Linked DNA regions of Homo sapiens: regions 1, 3, 4 and 5 are each linked to region 2. The links are chromatin loops, found by intact Hi-C in ENCODE. Cell type or tissue: heart left ventricle. All regions are shown on one strand. Region 1 overlaps VPS8 (VPS8 subunit of CORVET complex). Region 2 overlaps EHHADH-AS1 (EHHADH antisense RNA 1). Region 3 overlaps VPS8 (VPS8 subunit of CORVET complex). Region 4 overlaps VPS8 (VPS8 subunit of CORVET complex). Region 5 overlaps VPS8 (VPS8 subunit of CORVET complex).

The links. Peaks named below come from ENCODE experiments on the same cell type or tissue, not always from the same donor. Only the 100,000 strongest peaks of a DNase experiment are listed, where the experiment ranks them.
Region 1: it touches region 2 in a loop (2.1-fold over the local background); 5 of 110 quality-filtered maps call a loop at or near these places.
Region 3: it touches region 2 in a loop (2.7-fold over the local background); 7 of 110 quality-filtered maps call a loop at or near these places.
Region 4: it touches region 2 in a loop (19-fold over the local background); 86 of 110 quality-filtered maps call a loop at or near these places.
Region 5: a loop joins it to region 2, with 2.0 times the contacts of the local background. A loop is called at or near these places in 2 of 110 quality-filtered maps.

What each region holds. Positions count from the first base shown.
Region 1 is chr3:184,952,245-184,957,244 of GRCh38, reverse strand. All of the region lies in intron 36 of VPS8 (VPS8 subunit of CORVET complex), which reads right to left. Among named protein-coding and RNA genes, the nearest start is that of VPS8, 140 kb to the right of the region's middle. In heart left ventricle, no CTCF peak of the experiment used is centred here; a DNase peak (open chromatin) is centred at 2,784; H3K27ac peaks cover 715 bases.
Region 2 is chr3:185,174,667-185,179,666 of GRCh38, reverse strand. EHHADH-AS1 (EHHADH antisense RNA 1) reads right to left here. Exons shown (of 7, transcript NR_038990.1): 2 at 2,229-2,347. Among named protein-coding and RNA genes, the nearest start is that of EHHADH-AS1, 14 kb to the right of the region's middle. RefSeq lists enhancers at 3,408-3,932, 3,892-4,186, 3,933-4,457. In heart left ventricle, a CTCF peak has its summit at 2,703 (motif pointing right); a DNase peak (open chromatin) is centred at 3,926; H3K4me3 peaks cover 451 bases; H3K27ac peaks cover 1,178 bases.
Region 3 is chr3:184,961,941-184,966,940 of GRCh38, reverse strand. It overlaps VPS8 (VPS8 subunit of CORVET complex), which reads right to left. Exons shown (of 48, transcript NM_001009921.3): 38 at 2,384-2,473; 39 at 228-270. Among named protein-coding and RNA genes, the nearest start is that of VPS8, 150 kb to the right of the region's middle. In heart left ventricle, no CTCF peak of the experiment used is centred here; no DNase peak of the experiment used is centred here.
Region 4 is chr3:184,873,240-184,878,239 of GRCh38, reverse strand. The region is part of intron 21 of VPS8 (VPS8 subunit of CORVET complex); the gene reads right to left. Among named protein-coding and RNA genes, the nearest start is that of VPS8, 64 kb to the right of the region's middle. In heart left ventricle, a CTCF peak has its summit at 3,018 (motif pointing left); no DNase peak of the experiment used is centred here.
Region 5 is chr3:185,042,838-185,047,837 of GRCh38, reverse strand. The region is part of intron 46 of VPS8 (VPS8 subunit of CORVET complex); the gene reads right to left. Among named protein-coding and RNA genes, the nearest start is that of C3orf70, 110 kb to the left of the region's middle. In heart left ventricle, no CTCF peak of the experiment used is centred here; no DNase peak of the experiment used is centred here; H3K27ac peaks cover 1,363 bases.

The DNA.
Region 1 (5,000 bases), 220 kb after region 2:
ATTGAAAGTCTCAATGTTATTTAGGTTACTTGAGCAAACTGTACATTACATAAGAGGCATTGTAAGTTGTAATATTACTCAGGTTATGTTGAATAATTAAGGAAGTAACATTCAGTTGAAACTCTTCTAAATCATACCAAAAGTTGTGTTTTATTCTAAAAGAAACAAGAGCCACCCAATTTAGTCCTAATACTTTGATCTCTAAGTAACTATATATAACCATCTTCCAATCTCAGTAAGTGTTTCTTCTTTATATTCTTCATAGCACCAATCATATCACATTGCAATGACTTCTTTAATTATCTATCTTCTCTAAAACACTATAAATTCTGTGAGGGGTAGGTACCAGGTATCTTCTCAGTAGTAAATTTTTGAAGCTAACCAATGTCTTGCACATAGTGAGGACTAATTTTTTTGGTTATTGTTATAATAAATAAAGGAGTAATACTAAAATACACAATATTTATGGGTTCATTTGCCTAGTACACCAGCTACTCACATAGCCCGCTATTCACAATGCCTACACAAAAGTTTTGGAAGTAGAGTATTAACTGCATCATACTGGCCACTCAAGCACTCAACTACTGATGGCCGAAAGTAGCTGCTTAGGAAATCAACTGTTCATTGGAGACCTAAGAATCATCCTCTCTCTAGCTTCAAAAGAACTTAGTTCCTTCTGAGAGTCCTATCTTCTCTTCGGAATTCCTCAACTAAAGCTCATTATTATATAAATAACTGGAATACGGTTAATAAGATACAACAATGATTGCTTGGAAAACTAGCCCAGTTCTGAAGAAAGGTTAAAGCACATGGTCTAAAGAAGTAGTTTCCAGGTTTTCTCATATTGTGGCACACAGAAAATAAGATATTTGTTTGGTCCACTGTAGTGAAGTAAGATTGCTCACAAGGGACTCTGGTTGTCCCAAGAGCTGAGACAGTCTGCAGGCACACTTGTAACCATGTACAGTACATCAATAGCCACAGGGTGGGACTCTCTGGACTCCAGAAAGAACAATTTGGATTTTGTGATTATTCATAAGTGATGGTAAGTAGTGCTTCTACTTTTACTAATAAGAAGCTTGGGTCAAAGAAAAAGAGACTGTATTTAGACACAGGGCATTTTCCCTAATTTAAGAGCTTTGTGATACCAGAGGTGGGTAAACGATAAACTAAAAAAATTCTGCTGCTTGGAACTTTCAATACTTGCTGATGGGCTAATTCAGTATCTCCTCAAATTGGCTATAAATTCCAAAGAAAGAGTGTTCTTTTTTTTTTTTGTATCTTATAACTGCCTTTAATACAGAAGTTTGTTCAGTGACTGGCCATTCCCTATGTATACCACCACCTTAGTTCTCACCCACAACTTGAAAATCATGTTTAAGTATGTGTGTCCCCAACCACATTGTAAAGTCCATGGTATTGCATTCATAATTGTTTACCCATCATTAAGACATAATAAATAGTGCTCAGTAATCTGATGTAAATATATATTGAACTGAACTGAAATGAATGTAGACAGTACATTGGACTGCCTTCAAACAGAGGAAAACGTGTAGGGTCCAGTCCTACGGGGCTTAGCAGGTGTTCTCCCTGTGTGCAGAGACAAGAGATTGTAATAAATAAAGACACAAGACAAAGAGATAAAGAGACAATAGCTGGGCCCGGGGAACCACTACCACCAAGACGCGGAGACCAGCAGTGGCCTCAAACGACTGGGCGTGCTGATATTTATTGCATACAAGACGAGGGGGCGCAGGGTAAGGAGGATGAATCTTCTAAGTGATAAGGTGAAGCAAGTCACATGATCATGGGACAGGGGGCCCTTCCCTTTTAGGTAGCCACCGCAGAGATAGAGAAGGCAGCATATGTCAGCGTTTTCTTCTATGCACTTATAAGAAAGATCAAATACTTTAAGACTTTCACTATTTCTTCTACTGCTATCTACTACGAACTTCAAAGAGGAACCAGGAGTACGGGAGGAACATGAAAGTGGACAAGGAGAGTGACCACTGAAGCACAGCACCACAGGGAGGGGTTTAGGCCTCCAGATGACTGCGGGCAGGCCTAGATAATATCCAGCCTTCCACAAGAAGCTGGTGGAGCAGAGTGTTCCCTGACTCCTCCAAGGAAAGGAGACTCCCTTTCGCGGTCTGCTAAGTAACAGGTGCCTTCACAGACACTGGCGTTACCACTTGACCAAAGAGCCCTCAAGCGGCCCTTATGTGGGCGTGACAGAAGGCTCACCTCTTGCCTTCTAGGTCACTTCTCACAATATCCCGTCAACACCTGACCCTATACCCACCGGTTATTCCTAGGTTATATTAGTAAAGCAACAAAGAGTAATATTAAAAGCTAATGATTAATGTTTATAATAATGATTGATAATTGTCCATGATCATCTCTATATCTAATTTGTATTATAACTATTCTTATTTTAACTATTTTCTTTATTATACTGAAACAGTTTGTGCCTTCAGTCTCTTGCCTCGGCACCTAGGTAATCTTTCGCCCACAAAAACGAAGAATAGAGGGCTGAAAACTACAGGGACTAGGGCTATAAAGTCAGAGATAATTAGGAATAAATCCTATCGGAAAGTCCTACATGGAGAAATTAGAAGCAGCCCATGATAAATCTAGGGACACGGCAGTTCTCTATGTGGGAATATAATATTGTGATATAATAAGCACACAGCTCCTAAAATCCTTAAGCTTTCCAAAGTGTTATCTTCTTACATACTAGTGAGATGACTGAGGGCTGGAGGCTCCTGGCCAGCCTCAGGATAAGGGCTGGTTGGTTGTCAGGAGGGCCAACCATGTGATTAGAGAGCTGGAACTTTCAGTCCCACCCCAGCCCTGACACCTCTGGAGAGGGAAGAGTGGCTGAAGATTGACTTGATCACCAATGGCCAACGATGTAATCAATCACGTCTACATAATAAAGCCTCCATAAAAACCCCAAGGACTAAGTTCAGGGAGTTTCTGGATCACTGAACATGTGGAGGGTCCTGGAGGGCAGTGTGCACTGAGAGAGCATGGAAGCTCCCTGGCCCTTCCCACAAACCTCTCCCTATTCATTTCTTCTATGTGGCTGTTCCCCTATATCCTTTGTAATATCCTTTATTATAAACCAGTAAATGTAAGTAAGGTGTTCCCTGAATTGTGTGAGCTGCTCTAGCAAATTAATGGAACCTGCGGAGGAGGGTCAAGGGTATCCTGATTTAAAGTCCTAGTTGGTCAGAAGCACAGGTTACAGCCTGGGGCTTATGCTCGGCACCTGAAGTAGGGGCTAGTTTTGTGGGACTAAGCCTGTGGGAAGAGAAATAAAAGGAAAATCCTAAGCTCCCCAACCAACTTAATGAAACTGAGATGGAGCAGGGGCCTCTCTTAGCAGCCTGCCACACACCTTTCCCTCCTTCAAGCATGAAAATAAGGAAAAATCTTGAATCTCTTCGAGGGAAATTCCAGGCATCTAGCTAGTCTTTAGAAGTAAATGAGCAACCTGATAACAAAGAAACAGCTTACAACAATAGCCACCCAAGTAGGTTAGAGCCACAAGATGTTTGATTCCCTGTAGAAATTAAAGATAACATCTTAACATATGTCCCTGAGTTGTTTTTCTGAAACCTGCACCACAACCAGATGGAAAATGCCAACCACTGTCATGCAGAACTCAGATAAGGGGGCCCCTGAGGACTGAGCTCTGTCTGCTGTTGTTTGCTCTAGATTGCTTCCTAAAGGGTCTGAAGAGAGTCACGCCCACAAGCCAAACCTTAATATTCCTTCTGCTGACCCCAAGTTCTCAGGCAAAGCCTTGCTTCCTTAACCAACTGCAAATCAAAGAATCTCTGAATCCACCTATGCCATATAGGACCCCCACTTCAAGATATCCCACCTTTTTAAGCCAAATCAATGTATAAAACCTCCATGTAGTGATTTGCAATTTGGCCTGTAATTTCTGCTTTCCTGAAATGTTCCCCTGCCTTTAAAAACTCTTCCTGTAAGCCATCAGGGATGTCTGGTCTTAAGCATGAACTGCCAATTCTCCTTGCTTGGTGCCCTGCAAATAAATGCCCTCCGTTCTCTCACTGCAAACCTCAATGTGGGTGTTTGGCTTTACTGCACCAGGTAAGTGGACCCAGGTTCAGTTTGGTAACAGACCCCATCTTAAAAATTGAGTTCCCAGCCATGACAGGATGGCAGGTCTGACATGCCTCAGTAGGCCCCTCCCTTATTAACCTTTAACCAGAATTCTTTCCTAAGGAGTAAACAGAAAACAGCTCTGGAAAACAAAAAACATATGGCTCATTCTTTCATTGCCTTTAGCCAACTGTCTGAGGTTGTGACCAGACTCTTGCTCCTCCTCTGCTGTTTCAATGTGACAGCTCACCAGTTTCACAACACATCCTTTCCTAAACACTAAACACCACCTCCACAACTGTTTTGCCGAATGGCAGAGGACATGCAGTGAGGGTTTTCGTGTCATCTGCTTCACCTTTTGACATCAGAGGGCTGAAAACAGCCCATTTGGATTGTGCTAATGCTGCCATATTTTGAACACGGGTCCCACAAAAAGGCGTGAAGCTTGATTGTGCATGTGCTTATTTCTCCTTTCATAAATATTCATGACTCTTCCTATAGGTTACTGAATATATATACTTAGCTACTCTACTCAGCGTAAATTACTATTCCCTTTACCCCTCCCTTGAACTGCTTATTTTCAGCTTCTGCCAGAGGCTACACTTCCCAGCCCGTAGAATGGCCACCTTGCAGGTTGCAACTCTTTATCTGAAATAAAGCTCTCCTTTCAAAATTTATGAACCTTGTGATTCTTCAGTTGGCAAGGATCTGACAGTAACTCCAGATACATAGTGTCAGAAATGAGTGAAATTGTAGGCTACCCAGTTGGTGCCCACTAGAGAACTGCTTGATTGGTGTGTGGGGAAAAATCCCCACACACGTCACCAATGCAGACTGGTTTATCTTATTATCAGAGGAATCAA
Region 2 (5,000 bases):
TACTTTCTTCCATCTTAAATAAAATCTTGTTTAAAAATCCTTTTTCTATTAAAAAAATTTGATCCCATTTCCCCTTCCAGCTACCAGCTTGCTTCTTCTTCACAGCAAAACTTCTCTACTGATTTTTCTCATTGTTTCCTATCTTTTCCTCTCATTCTTCCTTAAACCTACTCCAGTCAGGTTTTGATCACCACCACTCTACCAATACTGCCTTTGTCAAGTCCACCAGTGACACTTTTTTTTTTATTATTTTTTAGACAGAGTCTTGCTCTGTCACCCAGGCTGGAGTGCAGTGGCACAATCTTGGCTCACTGCAACCTCTGCCTCCCGGGTTCAAGCAGTTCTCTGCCTCAGCCTCCCAAGTAGCTGGGATTACAGGCGCTCACCACCATGCCTGGCTAATTTTTAGTAAAGACTGGGTTTCACCATCTTGGCCGGGTTGATCTTGAACTCCTAACCACGTGATCCACCCGCCTCGGCCTCCCAAAGTGCTGGGATTACAGGCACTCACCACCATGCCCAGCTAATTTTTAGTAGAGATGGGGTTTCACCATCTTGGCCAGGCTGATCTTGAACTCCTAATCTCGTGATCCACCTGCCTCGGCCTCCCAAAGTGCTGGGATTACAGGAGTGAGCCACCGCGCATGGCCAACCAGTGACACTTTTATTGCTGAATCCAGTGATCAATTCCTGGTTTTCATCTCACTTAGCTCATCGATCATTCCCTCTTCCTTACAAAGCTTGCTTTGCCTGATTCCAGGACTTCACCAGCCTCTTTATTTCTTCCACCTCGTTGGTCTCCTGCTCAGTTTCCATTACTGGTTGTCTATCTCCCCCACCTCTAAATAGTGGAGAGCCCAGGGCCCAGGCCTTGAATCTCTTTTTTTCATGCTCCATACCTGCTGTCTCAGTGATCTCATTTAGTTTCGTGGTTTTCAATATCATCTGTACACAGAGAACTCCTAAATTCGTACCTTCAGCCTAGACCTCTCCCTTGTTTGTCTATTTGACATTTATGTTAGGATGTCTAGTGGATATCTAAGACTTAACATGTTCAAATTGAGCTCCTGATATTCTCCATCCCCCTTCCAGTCCTCCCCCAAAACAGACTTCTGTAAATCTGCCCCATTCTCCGTAAGTGATAGCTCCATTCTGCCATTTGCTCAGGACATACACCTTAGTGTCATCCTCAGCTCTTCTCTTTATCTCACTCTCCGCATCTAATCCATCAGTAAATCTCGGTGGCTCTACCAGCAAATATATTCAGAATACAACTATTTATCACTGCCTTCTCTGCTATCACTGGGTCCAACCTATTATTGCCTCTCCTCTGAGGCAATGGTGTCTTAACTGGACTCCCTGCTTCAGCCCTTGTTTTACTACAACCATATCAACACAACAGCCAGAATAGCTCTTGTATTCAAAATAGTCCGTGGTTTTCTATCTTATTTAGAGTAAAAACCAGCCTTTACAATGCTACAAGACCCTACATGATCTAACCCCATTAGCTCCCTGACCTCACCTTCTGAATGTTTTGCTCATTCTCTGTCCAAGCCAACGTGGCTTCCTTGGTATTTTCTGAACATGCCAAGCAAACTCCCACCCCAGGGCCTTTGCACCTCCTATTCTGTCTACCTGAAACTCACTTCCCTCAGCTATTGCACAGATTTCTGCCTCACTTCTTTCCTTCTGCTTTGAAGTCACCTTGTTAGAAGGGCTTTCTCTGATGATTCCGTATCAACAGCAACCATTCCCTTCCCCAATATTCCCTGTCTCCTTGATCTTGCATTTTCTTCATAGCACAGTTACTGTCTGACAATACTTTCTATGCTTCCCCCTCTAAAATATCAACTCCTTACAAGCAGTCATTTTTGGTGTTTTGTTTGTTGTTGTGTCTGGAACCTAGACCAGTGCCTGGACATCGGAGATGCTCAATATATTTGTTGAAGAAATAAAAATCTTAGTTTATACCTTGTCTTAGACTAGCCATTCTAAAAGATCCCACCTTGTGTTCTGCATGCTGGAGATTAGCCCAGGCTATGTTAGAACACTGAAGGAAGGCCGTAGAAAGATTGCTCATCCATCATCTGCCTCAAAACTACCTGGCACAGCTTAACGTAAGAAATGTAAAAGCCAAATTTCCATTGGTAACCTAACTTTCGCCTTGTCTACCCACCCCTAATTATAGAACAAATGATCCAAAAAAAGTTTGATGATTTGTGACTTACATTAAAAAAAAATCTCATAGTCCCAGCTACTCAGGAGGCTGAGGCAGGAGAATTGCTTGAACCCAGGAGGTGGAGGTTGCCATGAGCCAAGATCATGCCTCTGCACTCCAGCCTGGATTCTGCCTCAAAAAAAAAAATTTAAAGGAATTAAAAATCAAATTACATTTCATTGTACAATTTACAAATCCACTTTTTCGAGACAATAATATTACATAACAAAGAATATAAAACTCAAGAATATTTGTTATTAGAATGTATGAGTATTTGAAATATGAACTGTTACAGAAAACGTCTTGGCCATACCACTAAATTGTCAGTTACCCAACTGGCCCTCGGAAACATCTCATAATGTAGACTCTACGTTGGAAAATAAAACAAACTTAATGAAGCGCAATTGATAATCACTTCCAAGAACTCAAAGTATGGAGTGTGGGTTTCGTCTTGCTGTGTTTTGTTTTGTGTTTTTGCTGCACTGCCCACCAGATGGTGCTGTTGAGAAGTTTTCTTAAAAATTCTGAGTTCGGGGTCAACTATTAACTAAGTAATAGAATATAATTTCTATGTTCAATAGCGGTTCTCTAATATTGTTTTTATTACTTTAGACAAAATGTTCTGTAGGCTCCTGGAACTTGTGCATGGGTGGGATGCGGGTCAGTTTCATAAATAATAGGCAATGTGAGTCGGTGGAAATTGGAGATAGAATTTCAGCTGCAGCAGCATTTGAAATTAGTAGATTTTCATGATCATTATGTACTTGGCTTCCCAGAGTTAAAATATTATGTAAGATGTACACAATTTTTTGTAGCTCTTGTTCAGCCTACAAGAGTGAGCATAATAATACCATTTCAATTTTTAAAATCCAATTGCTTATTCTTACATGGTTCCTGAAAAGCTAGCTTTATTAATTCTTTAAAATATGGGCAAGAATTTTAAAAATAATAATTTAACAGTTGGATTTGTGGCTCTTTCTACACAGATATTTTGTCTATTAGTAAATTCAGGGATTTTTTTGAGTGTATGCTATATACTGTATATCACTGTAATCATAGTACGAGCCATTCATACAGTATAGCAATTAGTCTACCTGGCCATTTCCTAAGAGCCACTAATTTTAATGAGAAAATCAGTGAATATAGGTAGTCAGATTTTACCTGATTTGCTACCGTTTTAGAGCTTTCATGGAAATTTGAGAGTCAGTGACCTCTTTTATTTTATCCTTTGTGCAAATGGAACCTTGCCGTGAAATAGGCATTACACTTGCTTTTTCAGATTAAATTCCAGCTTCTTTACCTTTTACATGTTGACTCTATTTTCCATCTTTTAATCATTATTGTCACCAGAATTGGGACGAGAAAAGGAAGGCGCCATTTACATAATCACTTGGCTAATCATGTACATTTATTTACATAAGTTATAAATCTATCTGAGAGAATGAGAAGCAGACCCGGGGGGAGTGAAGAGCCTGGGGTGGGGGTTGGGACTTCCCAAAGGTCCTTCAGGGAGAGGGAATCTGAGATGTTAGCTTTCCGGAAGTCAGAAGAGCGTGGACAGCAGACATCTGGGCTTGAGGGCGCTGGGGCCTGCCTGCGGGGAAACACAGGCCACGAGATTGTCTCTGGGGAGAGCGAGAGAAGAAAGCGAAGCAGGCGGCCTAAGCAACACTCAATGTACTGCTTTCTCCTTTTCTCTCCAGCTGATGTTCCCACTTCCCAGGGCCTCCGCCGGGACGTGGGGATGCAGAGGATCAGCAGCTGTTCTGCTGGGCTGCTGGCAAGGGAGTGGCTCTAGCACAGACACCCCTTTCTTCTTCCTCGGAGGGAGCAGGAAGTTGCTGAGTGAAGCGTTGTTTCTCAACCTCTCCACCCCCCAGTTATCAGAGGCAAGGCTCTGTGTGGCCGTCTGTCTCCTGTTCCTGGGCAGGGCTGGGCCAGAGGACAACACCAAGATAAATAACCCCAGCATACTAGGGCCCTCTTTTACTGCTTGTGGACTTAGGCAACCTGGCAGTGCTAGCCAGATTCCAAGGCTAGAGGCTGGCTTAAGCGAAAGGGGCAATTTGGGGAGTGGTCTTGCTCTGATGCCCCAGAGCTGTTTGTTTTTGTGCCTCTAGTTAGTAGAATATTTGGAGCCATAATTGCCAAATGTGTAAAACCACACCGTTTTTGGGTTAAAGAGAGACAGACGAGAGAAAGAGACAGACACAAAATGCATCTTTAATATACCTTAAAATATGTGTATATGCATAATAATAATTGTCCTTTTTTCTTTTGTTTTCCTAAAATCAGAACAGGACAGCACACTCTCTCTGTCCACCCATCAAGTTCATCATCTGTGGATCACTGTATTTATCATTGAAAAAACATACACCACCCCTAATATTGCAGAGCAGCATTCTAAATATTCTGCTTGTATTAACTCATTTAATTCTCACAATACCCCTATGCAGTAGGCATTCCAGTATTATTATCACCGTTTTACAGATGAGGAAACTGAAGCACAGAAAGATTACTTTTCCAAGGACACACAGAGATAAACCCAAGTTTTTTGTTTGTTTATTTGTTTTTTGTTTTGTTTTTGATTTTGTTTTTGTTTTGAGACGGAGTCTTGCTCTGTTGCCAGGCTGGAGTGCAGTGGCGCAATCTCGGCTCACTGCAACCTCCGCCTCCTGGGTTAAAGTGATTCTCCTGCCTCAGCCTCCTGAGCAGCTGGGACTATAGGTGTGCGCCACCATGCCCAGCTAATTTTTGTATTTTTAGAGATGGGGGTTTCACC
Region 3 (5,000 bases), 210 kb after region 2:
ATTTAACTCCACCGAAAATTAACATCACAAAGCCACAATGGTTTCTATGATTTCCTGTTGTGAACTCTTGAAAATTAGCTAAAATTTGGATCCATGTTAAAATGAATAAACAGTAATTATGCATATATGCAAGTGTAATTATTACATAATAAATGCAATTTATTAAACATCTTTTAAAACATGGGGTCCAAGGATGAAAAATGTTGTAATTATTTTCAAGAACTTACTTTCACCTTGATGTGTTACCTCTTGAAGTTTGCTTTGTAGTCTCTAGGAGATAAAAAGAACATAGGAGTTAAAAAGGAACACTTTATAGTTCTACCCACCCAATACTTGAATTAACATATTTTAAAGGTAAACCCCTCAAAACTACAAGGTTATTAAGAACAGTCCTTTAGTGTCAGTCAGAAGTAAACTCTTCTGTTTATAGAAAGTACAGCTAGCAGTATGAAAAGGGACCCAAAGATCAAGTAGCACTCATTTTGCCCACCTCTGCTTCTGTCATCCCACCACAGTCACTTTGGATAAGGGAATCCAATTCATATTGGGTGATATAGTTTGGATATTTGATTCCTCCAAATCTCATGTTGAAATGTGATTCCCAATATTGGAAGGTGGGACTCAGTGAAAGGTGTCTGGGTCATGGGAGTGGATCTGTCACGAATGGCTTGGTGCGCCCCTCTGTGGTAATGAGTGACGTCTCCCTCTATCAGTTTACATGAGAGCTGGATGTTTAAAAGAGCATGGCACTCCTCCCCCAACCCCACTCTTGCTCCCTCTCATGCCATGTGACACGTCAGCTCTCCTTTACCCTGGCTTCCTGAGGTCCTCACCAGAAGCAGATGCTAGATGCTAACACAGCCTGCAGAACTGTGAGCCAAATAAACTTCTTTTCCTTAAAAATTACCCAGCCTCAAGTATTCCTCTAGAGCAACACAGAAGAGACTAATATACTGGGTTGTGAGTAAAAGGGGTGTAATATACTGGGTTATGAGTAAAAAGCTTATAAGCTAAAATCATCAACTACTTCCTCTCAGTTACCTCATACCATATGCAAATGATCAATAACTTCTCAAATCTATCCCTCTTCTCTCCATTGCCACTGACACACCCAGTTCAAGCTCTCATAGACTCATACCTGTACCATTGCAATGGCCTCCCAAGTATTGTCTGCTTTGTTTTACCTCCCTCTTCTCTGTATCCTGCCTTCCATCCCCCAACAGTCACCAGCGTAGTCTTTATGAAACAAACATCAAATCCGTTTCTTGCTTAAAAACCTTTATTTGATCCTGTGTGACAAGAAGACTAGCTACAATTCTTTAGCGTGTCCAACAAAATCTGTCCAAATCTGGACCTAGCCGTTGTTTCTCGCCTGACCTGCCTATATATTACACAGCGGAGCCCTAGTGAAGCTGCTGGCACTCTCTTGGTCATCCATACTTCTTTGCTTTGTATTCCTAAACCTTTATGAATGATGGCCTCATGCCCCACAGAGATCTCCTGTTTCTCCTCTCATCAATGTCAGAAATACTCTTATTTATTCCTTAATACTAGGTTCATGGTATTGTCAACAAATAAATTGCAAGAAAAAGAAAGAGGTATAGGAGTAATTTACAGATTAAAAGAGATTAAGAGCCTACACAAAGCCTCTGTGGATGATTCTTCCTGGCTTATTTTAGAATCATATGGCTAGAAAGAAACGAGAAGCCAATATGGAACATTTTAAAATATAAATATGATATCCCTAATCTATTCCTAGCCACACGACAATATTAAAAAACACAACAAAACAAAACTGCTACGTCACTTCACCCATCAGGATGGCTACTATCAAGAAAACAGAAAGTGTTAGCAAGAATGCGGAGAAACTGGAACCCCTGAGTGTTGCTGGTAGCGATGTAAAGTGGCATAGCTGCTATGGAAAACAGTAGGGCAATTCCTCAAAAAATTAAAAATAGAATTGCTATTTGATCCAACAATTCTACTTCTGGGTATATATCCCAAAGAAATAAAAGCAAGAACTCAAAGGCGTTTGTACACCCATGTTCACAGCAGCACTGTTCACAACAACCAAAAGGTAAAGCAGCCCAGGTGTCCCCTGAAGGAGGAATGGGCAAACAGATTGTGGTATATATATAAAAATACTTGTCAAAAACTCATCAAATAGTACATTTATGACTTTTTTTTACTGTTGTACATTTTACCTTTTAAAAAAGTACCACAAAGAAATATTAAACTCTAGTTAATGCTATGCATGATAAAAATATTCAGGGGTAAAATATATTACGGTCTGCAACTGGCTTTGAAACATAATTAAGATGGATTCATGAATGAATAGAGGAATAGACAGAAATATGATGAAAGAAACATAGTAAAGTGTTACCTCTAACATTATTAGGAAGGCACCATGAATATCTCCTTTCTTTTCCAATAGATAAGCGGTGACTTCATGAAGTTGATACTTCTGAGTAATCTAGGAAATAAAAAAGATAAATATTTTTATTCACCAATCTTATTTGTGGAGTGGGAAGATCCCATTGAGGATGAAAAAACTCATATGATAAATAATGAATTTATACCTTATTAGTATGATATTTTACAGTACAATATGCAAATAGCTGACTTTCTAGTCATATAGTAGATCATTTGGGAGTTCTAACTGGACCAAATTCACTCATTTTTTTCATTTATTTATTTTAAAAAAATGTTACACACCTGAATTAGGTATACACACTGGAGAAAAGCTAACTTATATACATACATACTAACAATACAAACTAGAACTTGATCAAGTATAATTATTAAAAAATTGAAAATGACAATGAAAACATTACAAATCAACTTGTGAAATATTAATAAAAATTAATAAACAAAATCTCTAATTAGTAAAAAAAGAAGTATCAGTTAGGCTAGGGAGAAAAAAGGAAAAAAGTACAGAAATGACAGCAAAGAGAGATTTCACAAACTCCACTGTAGCTTTTTTGAAAAGATTAACAGGTTAGAAAAAATGTTTATTAGAACAAATAACACATTAACAGTTTAACAGAACAAAGGAAAAAAACATGATAGTCTCAATAAATGCAGGAAAAGCATTTGGCAAAATACAGCACCGAATCATGACAAAAACAAAACACTCTTATTCAAACGGGGGATAACATTTTCTTAATAAAAATTATCTACCAAAATCCTATGATAAATACCATATTTAATGTAAAATATTAGATATGTTCCCTTTTAAATCAGGAACAAGGTTAGAAGTCATACTGTCACTGCTTCTATTCGCCAATACCTTAGAGATCCTAGACATCCAATAAGAAAGAAAAAACTACAAGATTGGAATTAAAATAAAACTGCCATTCTTCTTATTGTCATAAAAATCTAGAAATTGAATTTTAAGAGAATTCTTCCTGGTTGCTCCATAGAAAACAATGTACAAAAATCAGTAACATTTTAAAACAGCAGCAGCAATCAATATAGAAAGGTCATCTTGAGAAATCTCCTTGTACAATATTAACAAAAACTATAAAGTAACTATGAACAAATTTAATATGTGCAGGAACCTTATATAAAAGCTATAAAACCTCACCAAAGAGCAGAAAAGGCAGTTTAAAAGGCATACATTTTCCTGAAAGAGAAGAATCAACACTACAGAGATGTCAGTTCTCTCTGAATTAGTCTATAAATTCAATGTATTCATAAATCAAAATTCCAGAGAGTTTGTATCTTTTAAAGAAACTTGAGAATGTGATCTCCAAATTCATGTGGAATACTAGGAGATGTAGGACACTAAAAATAGCCAAAGCATTTTAAAGAAAAAGAATAAGGAGGGAGGATTCTTTTTCCAAATAATAAATCTATTGAAAAGCTGTATTAATTAAAATATGTGGTATGGATATAGGGAAAGACAACCAAAGGAAGAGAATGGAACCCACAGAGTCATGTATATTTGGGAGTTTAGTATATGGCAGTATGGCATTAAAAATCAGTGAGGAATGGATAATAAAATGCCACATGGACCACTGGCCATCATGTGGAAGATAAAAATCCTTCTTTTGATCAGCTTGCAAAAATTAACTCCAGATGGATTAAAAGCCTAAATGTAAGAAGCTGAACTATAAAATTTATATATAAAAGAGAATGTCCTTTATTCCATTAAAATAGGAAAGGAAATAAGACACACACACACACACACACACACACACACACACACACACACTTAAGCCTTAAAGAATGGTAAACTAAAACAGAAGTCACTAAAAGCCAAGTTAAATGATGTGCCATAATAAATTGGAAGAAAGTACCTCCAACACATAAAATTAGCAAAGGATTAGAGACTGGGAAATCAGAAAAAACTTCTTGAACTCAATAAGAGAAACACAGAAACTCAACAGAAAAAATGGGCAAATGACATGAATAAATAATTCAGAGAAAAGAAAATTCCAATGGTCATCAAACATATGGAAAGATGTTTAATGTCATGAGTAATCACTAATACCCACCATGGCAAAAATTAAGAAGACTAAAAATACTAGGTATCAGCAAGGATGTGAAAAACAGCAAATATCAGACACTGCTGATGAGAATAGAAACAATCTGGAAATCAACTTGGCAATCAGTAGAACTACACTACTTGGTTGTCTAAACAATTCCATTTGCAAGTATATTATTCAGAGAACCCTCATATGGGCACACAAGAAGATATATACAAGGATGTACACTGTAACACTGTTTATAACAGCAAAAGATTGGAAACAATCTAAATGTTTACCAACAGGGAAATAAACAAATTGGCACATTCATTTGATAGATTACCGTAAGATCATTAAATGAATGAAGTAGATCTACATGTATAAAAATGTTTTAAAAATTTAGTAAAAGTGGCCGGGTGCACTGGCTCACGCCAGTAATCCCAGAACTTTGGGAGGCCAAGGTGGGCGGATCTCTTGAGGTCAGCAGTTCAAGACCAGCCTGGGCAACATGGTGAAACCCCATCTCTACTA
Region 4 (5,000 bases), 300 kb after region 2:
GCTCAGGAGGCTGAGGCAGGAAAATAGCTTGAACCCGGGAGGCAGAGGTTGCAGTGAGCCGAGATCATGCCACTGCACTCCAATCTGGAGGACAAGAGTGAGACTCCATCTCAAAAAAAAAAAGGGTCTTTTAAAATTATATTATTTTTCAAATCCTTTAAGCTTGATTCACATTACAGCATTAAAATGCCTCATTATTTATACCTCTACGTTGTTTCAAAAACAAATAAAAACACATATATTAAGCATAGCAAAATAAAATAACCCAAAATACTGTTTCCACAGTTAACTGATTAGCAGTGGTTTCTTAGTTTGAAAACACTGCTAGCAACTCAAATCAGTCAATTGTTCAGGTATATTTACCATGGTTATGCTAAAATTCATTTGTATTTTCTTTTTCATATATTTCAATATCCTCCCAAAACTCATAAATTACTTAGTCCTCTCTGTTTCAAAGTGAGTTACATAACAACACATTGGTCTGAGATTATCAAAGAATAAACTGTGGGATGAAACATAGTACAGTACAGGGTCGAGGCTCCTGAGCCAGGCAGCCTGGGTGTGTATCTATGGTGGTTCTATTCACCGGTTCAATGATATTGGGCAAGTTACTCAACCCCTTTGTGTGTCTATTTCCTCTGGAAAATGGAGGTAAATAATAAGCACTCCTCAAGTACGTTATAAGGACTAAATAAGATAGCCATCAGGCATACAGCACACCACATGAGCCATCATTATGACATATGTGTTGCAAATACTAAGTCCTACATTTGGTTCTTAGCTCAAACCTCTTAAATTGAAAGCATGCTTTCAAAGCAAGCTCTACAACATAAGTTCATATATTTTTAAAAATTCTCTCAACAACTATTTATCAAGGACACTGAACCAGATGCTGGGCATACGGCAATGACAAAAAACAGACATGTTCCTAAACTTACACAGGTCCCTAAACATACATAGGCTAGCTGCAGAAAACTGACATTGAATGAGTGACTTCAGTGCATAGTATTTTAGAAAGAAATGGATCTGAGTTAATCTGGGGGACAATTACACTGAGACCTGAAAATAAACAGAGCTAGTTGAGCTACAAAGAAATGAGAAAGGATTTTTTATGCAGAGAGAACACTGTGCACAAAGGCTCTGGGTAAAGAGAGAACAGGGATGTTAAGACACTGGAAAGAACTCTAGTATAACAGCAATACAGAGAATTAGGAGCAGTTAGGCAAGCGTAGACCATGCAGAGCCTTAGAAAATGTTAGGGAATTTAGTCTCTACCTCAGAAACAATAGGAAGTCCTTAAAATATTTTAAAATTAGGAAAGCATCATATCTAGATTTGATATACATTTCTCTTTGGCTGCTGTGTAGAAAATGAAATGAAGTACAGTAAGAATGTGTACAAAGAGATCGATTTGGAGAATTCTATAATATACCAAGAGGGAAATGATGGGCACTTAGACTAGGATAGTGGCAGAATTAACAGCATGGTGGAAACAGATGAGAGAAACTGTCAGGAGGCAGAATAGCCAGGAACAAGTAAAAGACAAGAATCACCCAATTTGCATTAGGTGCATGGTGGATCCACTCACTAACACAGGAATCCTCAGAAAAGGCTTTGTGAGGAAACAGAGTCTGAGGTACCTACAAAACATCCAAGCAGAAATGTAAATGGGCAACTTACTCTATAGACCTCAGAATTCAGAAGAGCAATCTAGGTTGTTAACACTGGTTAGATAGCCATGTGCCTATATCACCTAGGGAAGAATGTAAAGCAGTGATTTGTAAACTTTAATGTGCTTAAGGGACATCTTGAAAGCTGACTACAAATCCTGGTCACCAATCCCAGAGAGTCTGATTCAGTAGGCCTGGGAAATTAAAAAAAAAAAAGCATTTTTAACAAATATCTTCAAATGATTTTGAAGTAAATGGTACACAGACATCTTGACAAACATTGATATAAAAATAGAAGGGTATTGTGAAGAATCCTAACATTTCTTGGTTAAGTAAAGAAAAGGAAGAAGAATAAACAAAGAGAATCAATAAGCAGTCAGAGAGGTAGGGAAAAAACTGGAATGCATGATATCAGGGAAGCCAAAAATGGACAGACTATTTCAAGAAGTCTTCATGTGCTGAATGCTGCTGAGGACCAGTAAGATGAGAAATAAAAGGGTCCACAGAATTTATAGACATGGAATAGGTTAAGGGATGAGAAGGAGGTAAGGAAATGGAGACAACTCTTTTTTTTTTTTTTGAGACAGGGTCTTGCTCTGTCACCCAGGTTGGAGTGCAGTGCCGTGATCTTGGCTCAGTGCAACCTCAACCTCCCGGGCTCAAGTGAACCTCCCACCTCAGCCTCCAGAGTAGCTGGGACTATAGCTGTGCACCACCATTCCCAGCTAATTTTTTTTTTTTTTTTTTGTAGAGACAAGGTTTCACTATGTTGCCAAGGCTGTCTCAAACTCCTGAGCTCAAGTGATCCACCCGCCTCAGCCTCCCAAAATGCTGAGATTGTAGGTGTGAGCCATCATCCCTGGCCAGAGACAGCTCTTGTAAGATGTCTGGCTCTATAAAGAATGGGTGAACAAGAAAGCATAGGATATTAGAGACGGCGTGAGGCAAACAAAAGAATTTGTTTGCTGCTTGACTTAGTTTTAGGGTGGGAAACACTTGAACATATATAAACGCATATGAGGAAAGCCAGAAGAAAAGGCAAGTCTCAAGATGTATGAGACAGAAAACACTGTAATTCCTTTTTATCCTACCATAATAATTATGATACAAATAAATTATAATTATAGGTTGAAATCTTTTCTCAGATAAATAAAAGCCACAACCTGTCCAAAATGTGACAAGATCCAAAAGTTATTTTCTATAACTAAGACAGGACAAATATTGATTGATCTTTGGAGAAAAGCAAAAATAGTGAATAGCCTTACATATTCTGACTCTAAGGAAAAGGTGAGGTTCCTCACCAAGGGTAAAGATTAAAATTGAGGCAGCAGGCAGGAGGTGCCACCTGCTGGTAAAACACAAATTCTCAGTATTTTGACTGTGACAGAGATCAGTCTTAATAGGAATTTCAACTAACCGAATTAGAGGTTACTTATGTCTCCAATAATAGCTTCTTGAGACAGATACAGAATCTGAGACCTTCCCACTGAGCAAAAAAAAAAAAAAAAAAAAAGTTTTAAAAACACTTCCATCAGTTGGTCATCCTGCCTTTATCTGAATACATTCCATAATAAGAGATGCATAAATCCAAGAGCTGTTACATCATAAGTAGGTCATTTTAAACTGAAATACATCTCCTGATTTCCACCCACTATATACTAGGCCTTCCCTCTGGAGCAATACGGCTAATCCCATAGGACAGCCTTCTACCATCTCTAGGCAGGGATGTCTCCACTTACTTTCTCCTCAGATTAAACAACCCAGTATTTTTTTTAACTGTTGTTTTTAAAACCTTCCACCATCTCAGTTGTGGGATGTGGCTGAGTTTATCAACAGCCTACAAAATGCCTTAGCAGTTTTATTTCAAACAGGCAGCCCAGTAGTACCAGTACTTTCCTGTATCTGAGTCTTAACACACAATTGGCTCATACTAAGTTTATGGTCAACTAAAACCCTGTCCACCTAGATCTTCCCAATCCAGTACTCACGTAATTTGATTATTTCAATCTAATGAATCTAAGTCTTGATGTTAATCTTCATTAAATTTCAACTCATGATGATTTTGATTGCACTTTCTTGTCAAGATCACTTTGAACCTTGATTCTTGGCGCTACCTAGATTTGACAGGCCAGTCACTAAATCTTCACCCAAATCAATGATAAAAACTTGGGTATGAAAGAGTCCTAGGATGTAATTAATACTAAGCCACCAAAGAATATTTTTGGGTAGAAATATTTATCTAGCTGCAAATCTATTTACTATTTACTAATCTATTCCAGCCACAAAGATAATGGAAAAATTAGGCAAATGCTTTAATGAAATCAATTATGTTACGTCACAGGCATTCCAGGAATATACTATCTTTATATTCCTTTCAAAAAGGTAATTATATGAGTTTAACATGGTTGTTTTGAGATGAATTCAAGGAAAACCTTCACAATTCACACTGGGGATGTCAGCAGATAGTCTCCAAAGTCCACTCTACTTAAAAAAAAAAAACACTTTAAAAGTCAACCTATATAATTATTTTATGATTAAATATGATTAAACAAAACAACGGATTTGTGGCTGACGGTGCATGCACTTCACCTATCCTAATGCACTGAAGGTCACGTTTTCCAGAGAAAACTGTCCTCCTGAATGGAATAAATTGTGTCTCCCTGTATATACTCCACACTTAATCAAGAATGCCTTATTTGAAAATTGACGCAAAGTTACTTGCAAATTATTCATGTTGGCCCAGATTGTTTCAACAGTATCATGGGTTATAATTCTACTGGGTCTTGAGAGTTGAACAATCATAATGATATTACACATTACATATGGTCGGCTTCAGTTTTTTAATACACTTATCTGGACTTTTCCACTTTAAAACCATTCTCTGTGGTCATGAAAATGGAGTCAAAATGAGGAGCATTGTTCTGTGGTATAGTGTGGCAGTCTGGATGTAAACCCTGAAGCCCACTGCTTGAATTCAAATTCTAGCTCTCTCATTTATTAGCTTTGTGACCTGGAACAAATAATTTAACCTCTCTGTGCCTCGGCATCATTTACAAATGTGAATAGTAACAGTAGCCACCTTACAGAGTTATGATAAGAATTAAATGAGTTAATAAATATGCATAAAGGGTCTGTAACAGTGTCTGCCACACAGTTAAGTATTAAACAGTTTAGATGCTTGCTGTAATTCTCATTCTTGGTGATTTATTAACATCACCCCTTCTCACTCATCTTCTCCCTGTGCTTGCTCTTAAAATAACAGTATAATACAATGATTAGCTAAGAACTGGGCTTTGAAGTCAGAAAGACCTGGATATGAGTCCCATCTCC
Region 5 (5,000 bases), 130 kb after region 2:
TTTGGAGTCAGAGGAGAATCTGGATACTAGTTCTGACAGTAACCTGCTATGTAACTTTAGGCAAGTCACCTCACTTCTCTAAGCCTCAATTGCCTCACCTGTGGGAAGGAAGGGGTAATGCTTACCTTTTGAGATTACCAAAAATTAAATGAGATATATATTTAAAGTGTCGCCTGCCTAGTACCAGGCGAGGGCTCAGTATACGCTAGCTTTTCTTACAATTCAGAGATACCCATAGTTAAAAGTTGATTTCAGAAGTGTTTTTGTTTATGTATAAGATTGGTAAAAGGACGTTTTTCTTTGCCCTATATCATGAACCTGTCCCAAGCGTCTGCACTGCACAGGTTGGTGGGTAAGAGCCTGCACTGCAGAGTTCATCAGCCTAAGCCCAAACCCTGGCTTTAGCAATTACTAGCAGCATAATCTTAGGCAAGTTCTCCGAGTTGGGTACTTTTTGCTTGTTTGTTTGTTTTTGCTCACATGGGGATAATGACTATAGCTACATCACATAAAGTGGCTATGAAGATTCAAGAAGGTAATGCACACAGAACACGTAGCAGATGCACGGGACTCTGCAAGTTCTCACTGAGCGCTACTAACTAGAGAGCACAGGAAGGCCCGCAGGTACTGCGCACAGAGCCAGTCTCCAAGAAGCAACATCATGTGGCCCTCGTCCTGATGTGGCTACAGAAACAGAAAGGAAGGGGACATCAGAGCAACGTGCACAGGCAAAACTGGGTAATGAAGGAGGTTGGGGGATGTGCAGGAGAGGGTATGCCGAGTGTGAGAGGGAAAACTTTATGGAAATGAGAGCTGCTAAGGTCAGCTCCCTCTGTCTTGCTCACCAGTGCCCAGTACTGTGCTTGCACAGAGCAGCCACAGAGTCATCATCTGCTGATCAAATGAAGGGATGGGAGGGCCGGCATGCAGATTTCTGATTTCTTACTATTTATCACTGGCGTTGTGACCAACCCTCGCCATGCAGTAAGAACACAGGGCAGGGCTCTGACACACTTGGGCTCAATCTGGACTCTGCCCAAGACTAGGTGAGTGGCTCTGGGCAAGGAATTTAGCTTCTCTCAGTCTCAGTTTCTTTATCTGTAAAACTCTACTTTGCAGAATTGTTATGAAAATTAGACATAATGTATGGGCTTGGCATCTATTTGATGTTCAATCAATGGCAGTAATTACTGCGATTGTGTTGTTTATACTCCCAGAGAGAAGTGTCCCCCTAGAAAGAACAATGGGATGAAATCAGGAAACATGGGCTCCAATCCTGTTACCAGCTCCCTGTATAACCTGAGGAGGTCACATCTCTCCTCTGAGTCTTTGTTCCAATTGATCAAAGGGCAATGCCACCTCAGGCCACACTCCACCATCCAGGGAAGAGGTGGGCACCATGAGATTAACAGGCATTTAGGGCATGAAAGTTTCAAGAAAAACAGTAATGTTTACTGAGCCTAATCATGGCTTTTATCTTTTACTGCATATTCAGAAGCAAATTAGGGGCAATGTCACAAAGATACATGGCAGCCCTGAAGATAAGTAACAGTTTCCGTCTACAGATGCCAAATTAAGGTCAGACAAAAAATAAAGGGGAAGCAACCAAATATGAACATAATCTCTGTTCACTCCAAAAACATAAAAGTATTCTCAGACCACTAAACCTCCCCAAGGATAAAACTGGTTAGGAGTGATTTTCCAACTGGAAGAGAAGGAAAAATGCATTTGCTGCTGTCTGTTAGAGCAAATTTCTTTCTTCCCATGTAACAAAGTCCAGTGTTAAGAGCTAAAAATTAAACTGTAGTGAATACGAGAGGAAGAAACAGTGGCAACCCTGGAAATGACCTTGTAGTACTCAGCATTAAAGGAAATCCTGTGGAAAACGAGGTCCTGATGATCTCTGAGAGCCCCAGGGAGAGGGGTGTTGGGCTAACATGGGGTGCCAGCACATTGCAAAGCTCAGTGACTCACAGATGTGGAAGTGGGAGCAGTAACTACATCCGCTGGAAGGAAGAAAACAAATCAGGGCTTTCAGGATCCACAGACCTCTTTTTTTTTTTTTTTTTTTTAGACGGAGTCTTGCTCTGTCACCCAGGCTGGAGTGCAGTGGCGTGATCTCAGCTCACTGAAACCTCAGCGTCCCAGGTTCAAGCAATTCTACTACCTCAGCTGAGTAGGAGAGATTATAGGCATGTACCACCATGCTCGGCTAGTTTTTGTGTTTTTAGTAGAGATGGGGTTTCACCATGTTGGTCAGGCTGGTCTTGAATTCCTGACCTCAGGTGGTCCACCTGCCTCGGCCTCCCAAAGTGCTGGGATTACAGGCATGAGTCACCGTGCCCGGTCACAGACCTCTTAACAAACATATCAAGCTCTGATATAGGAAAACAACCATGATCCACTGCCACCCTACAGGGCAAGTTCTCAAGAACAGGGATGGTACTACTCCTAGGGATACTGGACACGAAGCCTTCCAAATCATACTTGAAGACACGGACAGTCACAGAAGCCTGAGCTCGGCTTGTTCGTTTCTTACTCTCTACAATTACTAAGATCCTGAAATCAAAACCCTAACACTTCCTTTCCTAATTATCTTTCTACACTAACACATGAGAAGATCAAACCTAGTTTGCGAGAGACACGGGCCACTTTGTATTGACACTGGTGGCAATGAAGGTGGAGATGGAGTAGGACGAGTGGACTGAGAAGCATATTTCCACCTTTTCTCCCTGCCTGCCCTCCACCTCACTTTCAAATCTTTCCTTGTATCTCTTATAGCCTCAGCCAGTCTTTTGCCACCACCTAAGCTGTTTCACACTGGAGGTCCTTAATAGTTAAAAGTTTTGCCTAAATCAAAGTTTGGCTTCAGAGATAAAGGAAAAGCCACACACCTCCTTCCCCTCTGCAACCAGGAAATACCTTTTCTAAATTCCCATCCACAACACAGTTTGCTCTCAGATTGAACCTGACTCTTCATAGACCCTCATTCTCCAATGCCTCAAAACTCTCAGTAGGTCCCAGCTAATAATGAATTAGGTAATGAAATACTACAACAGGCAGACAAGTTGCTAAGCTGCCTAGAGAGAGGAGGGGAAAATGTGGCAGAAAGTCTCTGCAGGAGATTCATTTAGAGTAGTAGTCATGACCCTAGAATGAGCAGTTCTAAGGGAGGCGAGTGCTTGAGGCCACAGAGACAGACTGAAAGGCTCAGTGAAAAATAACCTTAAAAACCCAAGCCCTTCGATACCACAATTAAAAAGAAACAACATGGTGACCGTTCACAGCACAGGGGAAAAACACTGGTTTACGTTTTCTCAGATGCGACAACCCTCCCTCCCCTGCTGCAGCGGCTCACTTTATCGATCGTGTAATAACCATGTGCCAGTCACTGTTACAGGTACTTAGCATGGATCATCTCATTTAATGATCTCAAAAACCCTACGAGGTAGGTACTTTTCTTATTGTTATTTTACAGGTGAAGAAACTCAGGTCCTGGGATTCAGTGATATGCCAAGGTCACTCTGGTTGGTGGTGGAGCCCAGATCTGAATTGGGACAGTCCAGTTCCAGAGATGCCTTTCGTCTGCCATTCTCTCGGCAGCAGTCTGGAAGAAGCCTGACGAAAGTCACTTTCTTTCTTTTTTTGAGACGGAGTTTCACTCTTGTTGCCCAGGCTGGAGTGCAGTGGCACGATATCAGCTCACTGCAACCTCTGCCTCCTGGGTTCAAGTGATTCTCCTGTCTCAGCCTCCCAAGTAGCTGGGATTACAGATGCATGCCACCATGCCCAGCTAATTTTTGTATTTTTAGTAGAGACGGGGTTTCATCATATTAGTCAGGCTGGTCTTGAACTCCTGACCTCTGGTGATCCGCCTGCCTCGGCCTTCCAAAGTGCTGGGATTATAGGTGTGAGCCACTGTGCCCAGCCGAAAGTCACTTTCAAGGGACCCAAAAGGTTGTGTGAGGAGCAGTGTAGGACTTGCCTGGGTCAATTTGCCTAATCAAGCTCCTGTGAAACTGACGGACACCTGCCCTCCTTCTGGGGATCCTTCATGATTCTGCTTTAATTTCAAAACTCATCCCATCATTCTATAAAGTATAAACAAAAGACCCATGAGAGAGAACGAGAGAGCAGCTAATGGAAATAAATATAGCTACTAGTGTTCTGCTTAAAAATGACTTTGGAAGCCTAGACCAAAGCCCAGTGTTAAGAACTAAGCTTCATTCTGCAGTGAGACATTTCACATACAATGTCATGACAGTTTTGGGTACACACTAGGCGTTCACGAATGCCTTCTGCCATCACAGAAAAAAGTCTGAACTTGGCTCTGACACTAATTAGTTGTGTTGATATCCCTCATATCAGTTGTCTCAACTACAAACAGGGAAATCTCTGCACAGCCTACCTTACAAGGCTCTTTCTTGTGAGGGAAGGGCTGGGAAGGGAAATGGAGAAAGCTCATTTCCTGTTGTCCATTAGTCTCTGGCCTTCTGCTAGCTGCGTTTGTGTTTAATGTATACATTAGCCCAATGAAGGAGAAATTATTTTCTCTAATTTACCTGTGAGGAAACTGAAGTTTAGACATATTAAAATACAGCTTGTAAGAGACAGGGTAACTCTTGATAACAGGTCTAACCCTAAAGCCCACTATGACATGTTAGTGACAAACATAAGGTGCTCTGAATGTATACGGTTTCATGGGCTGCTCGCGGACACCCTGGGTTGCCTGGTCTGTGTCTGTAGGGGCTGATGCTACATCTGCCCGAGTGCCTACCGGGATCCTGTGTGGTGCCATCATAAGGTTAGCACTAGGTGAAGGCTGTGTCATTAGATGAGGGAACCTAAGTATCTTCTGTTTGGTGTTGGTCACCTGTTTTTGCTCCCTCACAAAAGAAAATGTCCCCCAATTGGTTTAAAGTCTTTGAAACCCACATACTGTTCCCACACAGGATTGGTATTCCTTGCCCAACCTGCTTTGAAAGGCAACAGCTTGGGGG